Linked DNA regions of Homo sapiens: region 1 is linked to region 2. A link is a contact called in ENCODE Hi-C or POLR2A ChIA-PET data. All regions are on one chromosome and are shown on one strand. The core of a region is the stretch at or near the end of the contact, and the rest is flanking DNA. Distances in the headings are between cores, read along the strand shown.

Region 1 (4,813 bases), core at 1,522-4,021, 37 kb after region 2:
TTTTATAACTTTCTTAATATTTCCTTTCCCTTCTTCCTACTTCATTTCTTTCCTTAGTCTTTCTTTTTGCATCTTTTTCTGATTTCTGTCTCTTCTAGTCTCTCTCTTATTTTTTTCTATTTCTCTTTCTAATGTACAATAATTAGATGAGTGTTGGTAACAATGGATATATGTACATATCTTAGTTTCCAAAATTTAGGGATGTGTTTAACATCTGTTTGCCACAACTGATTAGGTTCCAATCCTCTAGGGTTAACACCTGTTTAAGGAGGAAACGTGCCTGTCAGCTGGTAATCTGGGCATTGTAGGATAATTTGTTTAGCCAGTCTCTGGGCTAGTTGAAATTGTTTAGATAAGTTTCTCCAATTTTGGTGGAAAAATTGATGTGATTGGGTGGCTTGGTCAAGCAGTGATGTCATAACCTGAAGGTCTGCTTGATCTTGCCACAAGCCAATGGGCCAGGCAGAGATCTGTGGGCTCAAACGTGTGTAATAAAAATAGGATGTGTACCTTGGTCCGGCAATTGCTGAAGTTGAAGAAAAAGAGGCACACAGAGTGGGCTCCAGAGCGAACTTAAGGCTGTAAAAGTAATTTAATAAATAAACAGAACAGCCTCAGCTCTCCGAATGCTAGTAAATTTAGATCCAGTGATTGGATTACGTGGTCTCCACCAGACTGCCGCTTTTCCATCTTTACCAGACCCATTAGTAAAACCAGTCACAGCTCCCGCCGGGCGCGGTGGCTCATGCAGGTAATCCCAGCACTTTGGGAGGCCGAGGCGGGCGGATAACGAGGTCAGGAGATTGAGAACACGGTGAAACCCCGTCTCTACTAAAAATACAAAAAAATTAGCAGGGCGTGGTGGCAGGCGCCTGTAGTCCCAGCTACTGGGGAGGCTGAGGCAGGAGAATGGCGTGAACCGGGAAGGCGGAGCTTGCAGTGAGCCGAGATAGCGCCACTGCACTCCAGTCTGGGCGACACAGCGAGACTCCGTTTCAAAAAACAAAAACAAAACAAAAAAACCAGTCACAGCTCCTTCCAAAGGGGCATCACGAGTAATTTTCGGAGGAACCCATGTAGTTAATTTTAAGAACTGGAAAGTTTTATTTTTAGGATAATGATTATCAATACATCCAACAAATTCTGCTAAATAAACTTGCCATGTAACTGAATTAATAAATGCCTGTTTAACCTGATTTTTATTTATAGGAACTATAATCTTATTAGGTTCAGTGCCACAAAGTTTAACAACTCGCATACGAGCCTGTCCAATTAAAATTGCCATCTGATCTAAATATACTGTAAGTGTTTTTATGGTATTACGTGGCAAAAAGGACTATTCAACTAAATCATTATTTTGAACAATAATCCCCGTTGGGGAGTGTGAAGTAGGGAAAACAATGAATTGTAAAGGCAAGTCTGGGTCAATCCTACTGACCTGGGCTTGCGGAATTTTTTCTTCAATTACTCTTAACTCTTTCATGGCCTCGGGTGTTAGTTCTCTTTTACTGTGTAAACTGGAGTCTCCCCTCAGTATTGAGAAGAGATTAGACATAGCATAAGTAGGAATTCCTAAGGTGGGCCGAATCCAATTAATATCGCCTAACAATTTTTGAAAATCATTTAAGGTTTATTTGGTTTTTGTTTTTGTTTTTGAGACGGAATCTTGCTCTGTCCCCCAGGCTGGAGGGCAGTGGCTTGATCTCGGCTCACTGCAAGCTCCGCCTCCCGGGTTCACGCCATTCTCCCGCCTCAGCCTCCCGAGTAGCTGGGACTACAGGCGCGCAGCCACCACGCCCGGCTAATTTTTTGTATTTTTAGTAGAGGCGGGGTTTCACTGTGTTAGCCAGGATGGTCTCGATCTCCTGACCTTGTGATCCGCCCGCCTCAGCCTCCCAAAGTGCTGGGATTACAGGCGTGAGCCACTGCCCCCCCGCCCATTTAAGGTTTTTAAAGAAGCTTTTCTAATTTGAACCTTTTGAGGCTTAATGCTCTATCCTGTACTTGCATTCCCAAATACTGAAAAGGAGTGGTTGTTTGAATTTTGTCAGATGCTTTAAGCAATCCAGCGTTTGTAATTGCCTTTTGCAAAGATGAATAACATTGAATAAGTTGGCCTCTATTTTTTGCTGCACACATCTGGAAATTGATCTCTAACAGGCTGGATAGTTCTGCCTACAAAAGTCTGACAAATTGTGAGACTGTTTAACATACCCCGAGGTAAAACCTTCCAATGATATCTGGCTGCAGGTTCTTTATTATTAACTGCAGGGATGGTAAAGCCAAATTTTTCGAAATCTGCCTCTGCTAAAGGAATTGTAAAAAAAAAAAAAAAAAAAAAAAAAAAAAAAAAGCAATCTTTTAAATCTATAATAACAAGCGGCCAGTCTTTAGGGATTATAATGGGGGATGGGAGCCCTGGTTGTAAAGCTCCCATCGGTTGAATTACAGCGTTGACCGCTAGTAAATCGGTCGGCATGCGCCATCTGCCGGACTTTTTCTTAATTACAAATACTGGGGAATTCCAAGGAGAAAAAGTGGGTGTGAAACATGTCCTTTTTCTAGTAATTCTTTAACTATTTCATAAAGCGCCCCCAATTTTTCCTTAGGGATCGGCCACTGTTCGACCCAGACAGGGCGCTGGGTCATCCATTTTTAAGGGAAATTGCTCCTTCCCCGTAATGAACGGCAGGGCGAGCCTGAATTTTAATTAACTGGTGGCTGAGCCTGAATCATCCCTTTACCGTAATTAACGGCAGGTTTTGCAACAATGGGCGCGGCGAACCGCGTCTCAGGCTTCCATGCCCGCAATTCACAAGGCTTAGGCGCGGGTGGCCATTCCGGAGCTTCCCCTGAGGGTGCGGTAGGTTGGACGGTCTCTTTCATATGTGTTTGGTTAGCATATATAACCTCCTGATTCTCCGCCTTTTTTAAACTGGAGCTAGATGGTGCACTCTCCTGACCGTCAAACTCGTCTCCTTCATTTCCAAATGCTGGTTCCTCCTCAGTCTGCAAAGGCTCACGTGCTGTTTTCACTGCCGCCCACACAGACCAAGCGGAGAAAGGAATTTCTTGACCCTCTTTTTGTGCCTGTTTGAAGTCAGCCCTTATTTTTTCCCAGTCTTTCAAATCCATGGAGCTGTGTTCCGGGAACCAAGGAGAATATTGTTCTATTAGCTGAAACAGGGACAGAAGATTTTGGGTGCTCACGTTTAACCACAGTGGCACAATAACTGCCGCACCAAACTCAAATAATTATTATGTCTACTCTCAGCCTGACCCACAATTTCCTGTTGTTACCCTGGAATTCTCCGAGCGCCCCGCTTACCTGCAGAGCTTAAAAGTCTTTTCGTTGGCCGGCGCGGTGGCTCACGCCTGTAATCCCAGCACTTTGGGAGGCCGAGGCGGGCGGATCACGAGGTCAGGAGATCAAGACCATCATAGCTAACATGGTGAAACCCCGTCTCTACTAAAAATACAAAAAGTTAGCCGGGCGTGGAGGCGGGCGCCTGTAGTCCCAGCTACTTGGGAGCTGAGGCAGGAGAAGGGCGTGAACCCGGGAGGCGGAGCTTGCAGTGAGCCGACATCGAGCCACTGCACTCCAGCCTGGGTGACAGAGCGAGACTCCGTCTCAAAAATAAATAAATAAATAAATAAGTAAAAATTAAAAAAAAACTTTTCGTCCTTGGGAGTTCTCCATCTGTCGGTCCTTCATTTTCGACGCTCCTGCATTCCTTCACCCGGTTGTTTTGGAGATACCACGTTGGGCGCCAGATGGTGGGGTCCAGCCTCAACACTACCCGTGGGTACCTGAAGTCCGGTGGCGACAAAGGAATGAGAAAAGACAAGTTAAGATTTTAAAGCAGGCCCAGGGGGCCAGTTGCTAGAGTGAAGGCTGCAAAACGCCCAGAGTTCTGGTTGCCTGACGATTTATTGAGCACAATCTTTTGATCTAAGAAGCAGCTGGGATGAAACGGTGAAGGAGCGGGAGCGTACGTCATTGGAAAGATGTAGAGCAGTGGCGGTTATATGAATTTCCTTTAAGCTAAAAGCATATGTCTAACTGCTAAGACAGTCTTTAACTTATCGGGCTGCAGCTGGTGGGGGCCGGTTTTACAAGGAGCTAGGATGTCTGGTCACGTTCCAACACTTCAAGGGAGTGTGTCAGCCCAGAGCATTCTGTGTAAAGCCGCAGAGCAGGTCATGCCCTCTGGCCTGGGAACTTAATGGCTTGCGGAGATGATTCTCCTAAGGGCCCCCTACAGTTTTCCATAGGTGTCCTACACAGGGGTGACTGACTAAACTGGCACCCCATAAACCTTTCCACCAGCACTTTTGTTTCAGGCTGCTGGCTCTGGTGAGCTCTTCTTTTTTGTTTTGTTTTATTTATTTATTTATTTATTTATTTACTTTATTTTTTTTGAGACACAGTCTCGCTGTCTCCCAGGCTGGAGTGCAGTGGCGTGATCTCAGCTCACTGCAAGCTCCACCTCCCAGGTTCAGGCCATTCTCCTGCCTCAGCCTCCGGAACAGCTGGGACTACAGGTGCCCACCAGCACGCCCAGCTAATTTTTTGTATTTTTAGTAGAGACGGGGTTTCACCATGTTAGCCAGGATGGTCTTGATCTCCTGACCTCGTGATCCACCCGCCTCAGCCTCCCAAAGTGCTGGGATTACAGGTGTGAGCCACCGCGCCTGGCCTCATTTATTTGTTTTTTAGATGGAGTCTCACTCTGTCACCCAGGCTGGAGTGCAGTGGCACAATCTCAGCTCACTGCATCCTCCACCTCCCAGGTTCAAGGGATTCTCGTGC
Region 2 (4,950 bases), core at 487-2,986:
TTTGGGGAGGAGGTGAGTGCCAGATGCCTCCAATCTGCCATGTTGAACTGCCTCTGTATTTCTCATTTTTAAATTGATATATAACACATTTACAACACAGTACACAAGTCTTAAATATATAGTTCAAGAGATTTTGACATATGGGCCAGGCACAGTGACTCACACCTGTAATCCCAGCACTTTGGGAGGCCGAGGAGGGCAGATCACTTAAGGTCAGGAGTTCCAGACCAGCCTGTCCAACATGATGAAACCCGTCTCTACTAAAAATACAAAAAAATTAGCCAGGCATGGTGGCATGCACCTGTAATCCCAGCTGCTCGGGAGGCTGAGGCAGGAGAATCACTTGACCCTGGGAGGTGGAGGTCGCAGTGAGCCAAGATTGCACCACTGCATTCCAGCCTGGGCAACACAGCGAGACTCCGTCTCCAATAAATAAATAAAAATACAAAAATTAGCCAGATGTGGTGGCGCACACCTGTAGTCACAGCTACTCGGGAGGTTGAGGCAGAAGAATCACTTGAACCCAGGAGGCGGAGGTTGCAGGGAGCCCAGATCAGCCACTGCACTCCAGCCTGGGTGACAGAGCGAGACTCTGTCTCAAAAAAAAAAAAAAAAAAAGAAAGAAAGAAAGAAAGAGAAGAAATTTTGACATATGAATTCATCCATGCAGCCACTTCTCAGAAAAAAATATGGAACATTGTCAGCAGAAAATTTCCTTCTACCCCATTCTGGTCAGTTTACACCCACTCCTTCCAGAAAGCCCCCAATTTGAGTCCCATCAAAGGTTAGTTCTTCTGCCTATTCTTGAAATTCATGTAAACTCAAAATCTTACAGAATGTATTCATTCTGTTTGGGTTTCTTAACTCTTGTGAGATTCATCCAAATTGTTGTTTGTATCAGTACTTTGCTTTTTCATTACTGTATAGAATTCCACCCTCTGAATATGCCATGATATTTGTTTTCATTCACCTGCTGGTGGCCACATGGGTTGTTCCAATTTGGGTTGGGATAGTCTAACTAAAGTTACTATAAATCTTTCTATTTTGCCCTTGATGTTATTAGACCCTCTTTGGTTAACTGGGTGGAGTGTGGAGGAAAACTGCCTGGATTCGAATCTCAGCTCCACCATTTACCAGCTGTGTGACCTTGGGCTAGTTTCTTAATCTCGCAGTGCCTCTATTTTCCCCTATCTGTAAACTGGAGGTCACATGATCTACTGCAGGGTAGGAAAGTTAAATGAAGGAGTTTTATAAAGCTGTTGGAAATGTGCCTATCATAGGTATGAAATAAACAACTATCGTTCATCTCCAACTCCCAAAAACAAAGGAAATTCCCATGAATGAGAGCATCCGCAGACCAAAAGAGCAGATCCTGGAGGTCAGAGGGCATGGTGGTTCCAGGAACTAGGCGGTACTGCCTGCCCACCCCTGCCCTACGTAGGGAGGCATAACAAAGTCGCTTTCCATTAGAATGAATTGAATTTTATTAAAAGCATCCCATCGCTCAACCATGTCATGAGTGGAGGAGTCCTTCTCCCTGTCAACCCCAGACCATCCCCCAACACCTCCCTGAAATTCCTGCAAGGTCAGGCCGATCTCAGGCTCTGACTCCTTTCACTAGCCTTTCTGGTGATGTGATCTTACCCAGCTTCCTGTTTGTCTTCCTGAGAGACAGTAGATTTAGAAAGTGAGGATCAGAGGGTGGAAAATAAAAGCTGTGGTCCCCAGGAGTCCTGAACATCTGGGGACAGCGGGAAAACATGAGTGACTCCAAGGAACCAAGGGTGCAGCAGCTGGGCCTCCTGGGTAAGGCTGGGTTGGAACTCTGGGATCCTGGGTAAGGGGAAGGGATGGCCCAGGCTCTGAGCTGATGTCTGTCAATTCAGAAGAAGATCCAACAACCAGTGGCATCAGACTTTTTCCAAGAGACTTTCAATTCCAGCAGATACATGGCCACAAGAGCTCTACAGGTAGGCAAGAGTTAGGGAGCAGATAGTGGAAGACAGAGCCTCCCAGACCCCTGGGTCCTGGGGAGGTAGGTGTTGGGGTCTGGAATCCTGGGTTCTGGGGAAGGAAGGTCTGAGACCTGGGTTCCTGGGTCCTGAAGAGGACGGGGTAGGGATCTGAACTCCTCACACCTGGGGAGGTGGGGGTTGAGGCTTGGGTTCCTGGGGCCTGGGGAGGTGGGAGAGGGGTTCTGGACTCCTGGGACCTACAGAGGTGGGGGTTGGAAGCTGGACACCTGGGTCCATGGGAGGTAGGGACTGGAGCCTGGACTCCTGGAACCAGAGGAGGTGGGAGAAGGGGCCTGGATTCCTGGGTCCTGGGGCAGGTGAGAACTGGGGACTGGAATCCTGGGTCCTGGGGAGGTGGGAGCTGGGACCAGATTACTGGGTCCTGGGGAAGGTGAGAACTGGGGCCTGAATTCGTGGGTCCTGGGGAGGTAGAAGCAGGTATCTGGGTTCCTAGGACCTGGGGAGGTGGGAGCTTGGGCCTGGGTTCCTCCTGGGACCTGGAGATGTGGAGGCTGGGACCTGGATGCCTGAGTCCTGGTGTTGCAGGATAATTTAGGAATCACAGAGATCAAGGGGTTGAGGAGGATTTATTATTATTATTATTATTTAGGTGCACCAGCCCAGTCAGATTAACATCCAAAAAGACTGAGCCCCAAACAAAGAGTCAAGTTACCTTTTAAGCATTTCATGGGGTAGGGGGAGATCTGTGCAGGGGGAAGCATATTACAGAAGCGAGAAACAAAGATAGTTATTCAATTGAGACATGCATTACGTCATTTCTTATTTTTCAAGGAAAAACATGTTTTACAACTTGAGTTTATCTGCCTAGTGACCTTGCAGCTGCACAGCTAGAGAAACAGGGTCTTCACAATGCCTGGGAAAGGGAGAGATAAGGCTCACTAGCCACACACAGAAAAACAGGCAGTTAATTCTTTTTTATTTTATTTATTTAGTTTTTATTTTTATTTATTTATTTATTTTTTTTGAGACAGAGTCTTGCTCTGTCACCCAGGCTGGAATGCAGTGGCGCCATCTCGGCTCACTGCAAGATCTGCCTCCCAGGTTCATGCCATTCTCTTGCCTCACCCTCCCGAGTAGCTGGGACTACAGGCGCCCACCACCACCACGCCCGGCTAATTTTTTGTATTTTTAGTAGAGATAGGGTTTCACTGTGTTAGCCAGGATGGTCTTGATCTCCTGACCTTGTGATCTGCCTGCCTCAGCCTCCCAAAGTGCTGGGATTACAAGTGTGAGCCACCATGCCTGGCCAAAAAGGCAGTTAATTTTTAAAGGATTCCACCTCTTTCTCTTCCTCAGGGGGAATTGGGTTTTCTTACATACAACTGAGTTTTTGCTTACACATTCTTTAATTTCTTTTCATTCCTGTTCCACTGGGGAGGTGGACGCAGGTACCTGGGTTCCTGGGACCTGGGGAGGTGGGGGTTGGGACCTAAACTCCTGGGACTTGGGGAGGGAGAGGCTGGGGATGGGGTTCCTGGGTCCTGGGGAGGTTAGAGCTAGGGCCTGGATTCCCAGGTGTTGGAGTGGAGGGGGCTGGGGCTGGGGTTCCTGGGTCCTGGGGTGCTGAGGGATTAGGCCAGGCTCTCCCTGGGCCAGGCTCAGGTGGGAACACTGGCAGGCTGACGCATGTATCCTCTCTCAGGGTGTCTTGGCCATGGCGCCCTGGTGCTGCAACTCCTCTCCTTCATGCTCTTGGCTGGGGTCCTGGTGGCCATCCTTGTCCAAGGTCAGGGGCAGGTTCTGAGGGTCTGGGGTCCCCAGGCCTGGCCTTTTGGCTATGAACAGAGCCTGGAGTGGCCAGGTCTGGGAGGGAGGTGGGACTGAGAGCCAAGATGTTGTCCCTGGGGGTCTGTAGGGGCCTCTCCCACAGCCCCTCCCCACTCTAGAGCAGGACAGGAGAGGGAGGAGGAGGAGGGGAAGAACCTGGCTCTCCTTGGCCTTCTGTGCTGCCTTCTCCAGGTGTCAGTTTTCCTCATCTTCAAAGGGGATTAACTGAGACCTTGGCTCTCACAAATGATGTCTCTATGGGGCTCAGTTCAGGGCTTGGCACACAGTAGGTGTTTAATAATTGCAGTTCCTTTTCTTCTTGGCCCAGTGTCCAAGGTCCCCAGCTCCCTAAGTCAGGAACAATCCGAGCAAGACGCAATCTACCAGAACCTGACCCAGCTTAAAGCTGCAGTGGGTGAGCTCTCAGAGAAATCCAAGCTGCAGGAGATCTACCAGGAGCTGACCCAGCTGAAGGCTGCAGTGGGTGAGTTGCCAGAGAAATCCAAGCTGCAGGAGATCTACCAGGAGCTGACCCGGCTGAAGGCTGCAGTGGGTGAGTTGCCAGAGAAATCCAAGCTGCAGGAGATCTACCAGGAGCTGACCCGGCTGAAGGCTGCAGTGGGTGAGTTGCCAGAGAAATCCAAGCTGCAGGAGATCTACCAGGAGCTGACCCGGCTGAAGGCTGCAGTGGGTGAGTTGCCAGAGAAATCCAAGCTGCAGGAGATCTACCAGGAGCTGACGGAGCTGAAGGCTGCAGTGGGTGAGTTGCCAGAGAAATCCAAGCTGCAGGAGATCTACCAGGAGCTGACCCAGCTGAAGGCTGCAGTGGGTGAGTTGCCAGACCAGTCCAAGCAGCAGCAAATCTATCAAGAACTGACCGATTTGAAGACTGCATTTGGTGAGTTCCTGCACATCAAGGGTCCTTGGGCCTGAGATGGTCTCTGTGTGATGTGACTTTACTTGAGTTACCAACCCTGCCTGAGCCTCAGTTTCCTCCCCTGTGAAATGAGAACACGGGGTAACTGCGATCATTGCACTTGGTGTTCACAGTGGGCCAGGCACACAGTAGACACTCAGTTCAACCAATCCGCTGCCTTCTGTTCTGAGCTCTAAAGCTGCTAATTCTCCCAGTCTGGAAGAGATGGAG

What was found. A loop is a pair of places that touch in the nucleus more often than their neighbours do. ChIA-PET counts read pairs that join two places held with the same protein, here RNA polymerase II (POLR2A). Pooled maps may share reads with other maps.
Region 1: POLR2A ChIA-PET joins it to region 2 with 10 read pairs in activated B cell. The contact joins the enhancer-like site here to the promoter of CLEC4M in region 2. A Hi-C loop is called at or near these places in 3 of 168 maps with a recorded cell type or tissue (CD8-positive, alpha-beta T cell, GM12878 and mucosa of descending colon), 6 of 37 single-sample maps with no recorded cell type and 13 of 50 pooled maps. POLR2A ChIA-PET finds 5 or more read pairs at or near these places in 7 of 52 experiments (GM12878, H1, HEK293 and 4 more).

The regions. Positions count from the first base shown.
Region 1 is chr19:7,797,272-7,802,084 of GRCh38, forward strand. All of the region lies in intron 1 of LOC124904628 (a long non-coding RNA gene), which reads left to right. Among named protein-coding and RNA genes, the nearest start is that of EVI5L, 31 kb to the right of the region's middle. Within about 2 kb of position 2,772, at least 4 of the 41 ENCODE cell types and tissues checked have a DNase peak (open chromatin) inside an H3K27ac peak, as active enhancers do.
Region 2 is chr19:7,761,507-7,766,456 of GRCh38, forward strand. It overlaps CLEC4M (C-type lectin domain family 4 member M), which reads left to right and starts at 1,737. Exons shown (of 7, transcript NM_014257.5): 1 at 1,737-1,806; 2 at 1,887-1,970; 3 at 3,679-3,762; 4 at 4,132-4,701. The coding sequence starts at 1,761. RefSeq lists promoters at 1,046-1,760, 1,739-2,058 and a cis regulatory region at 1,563.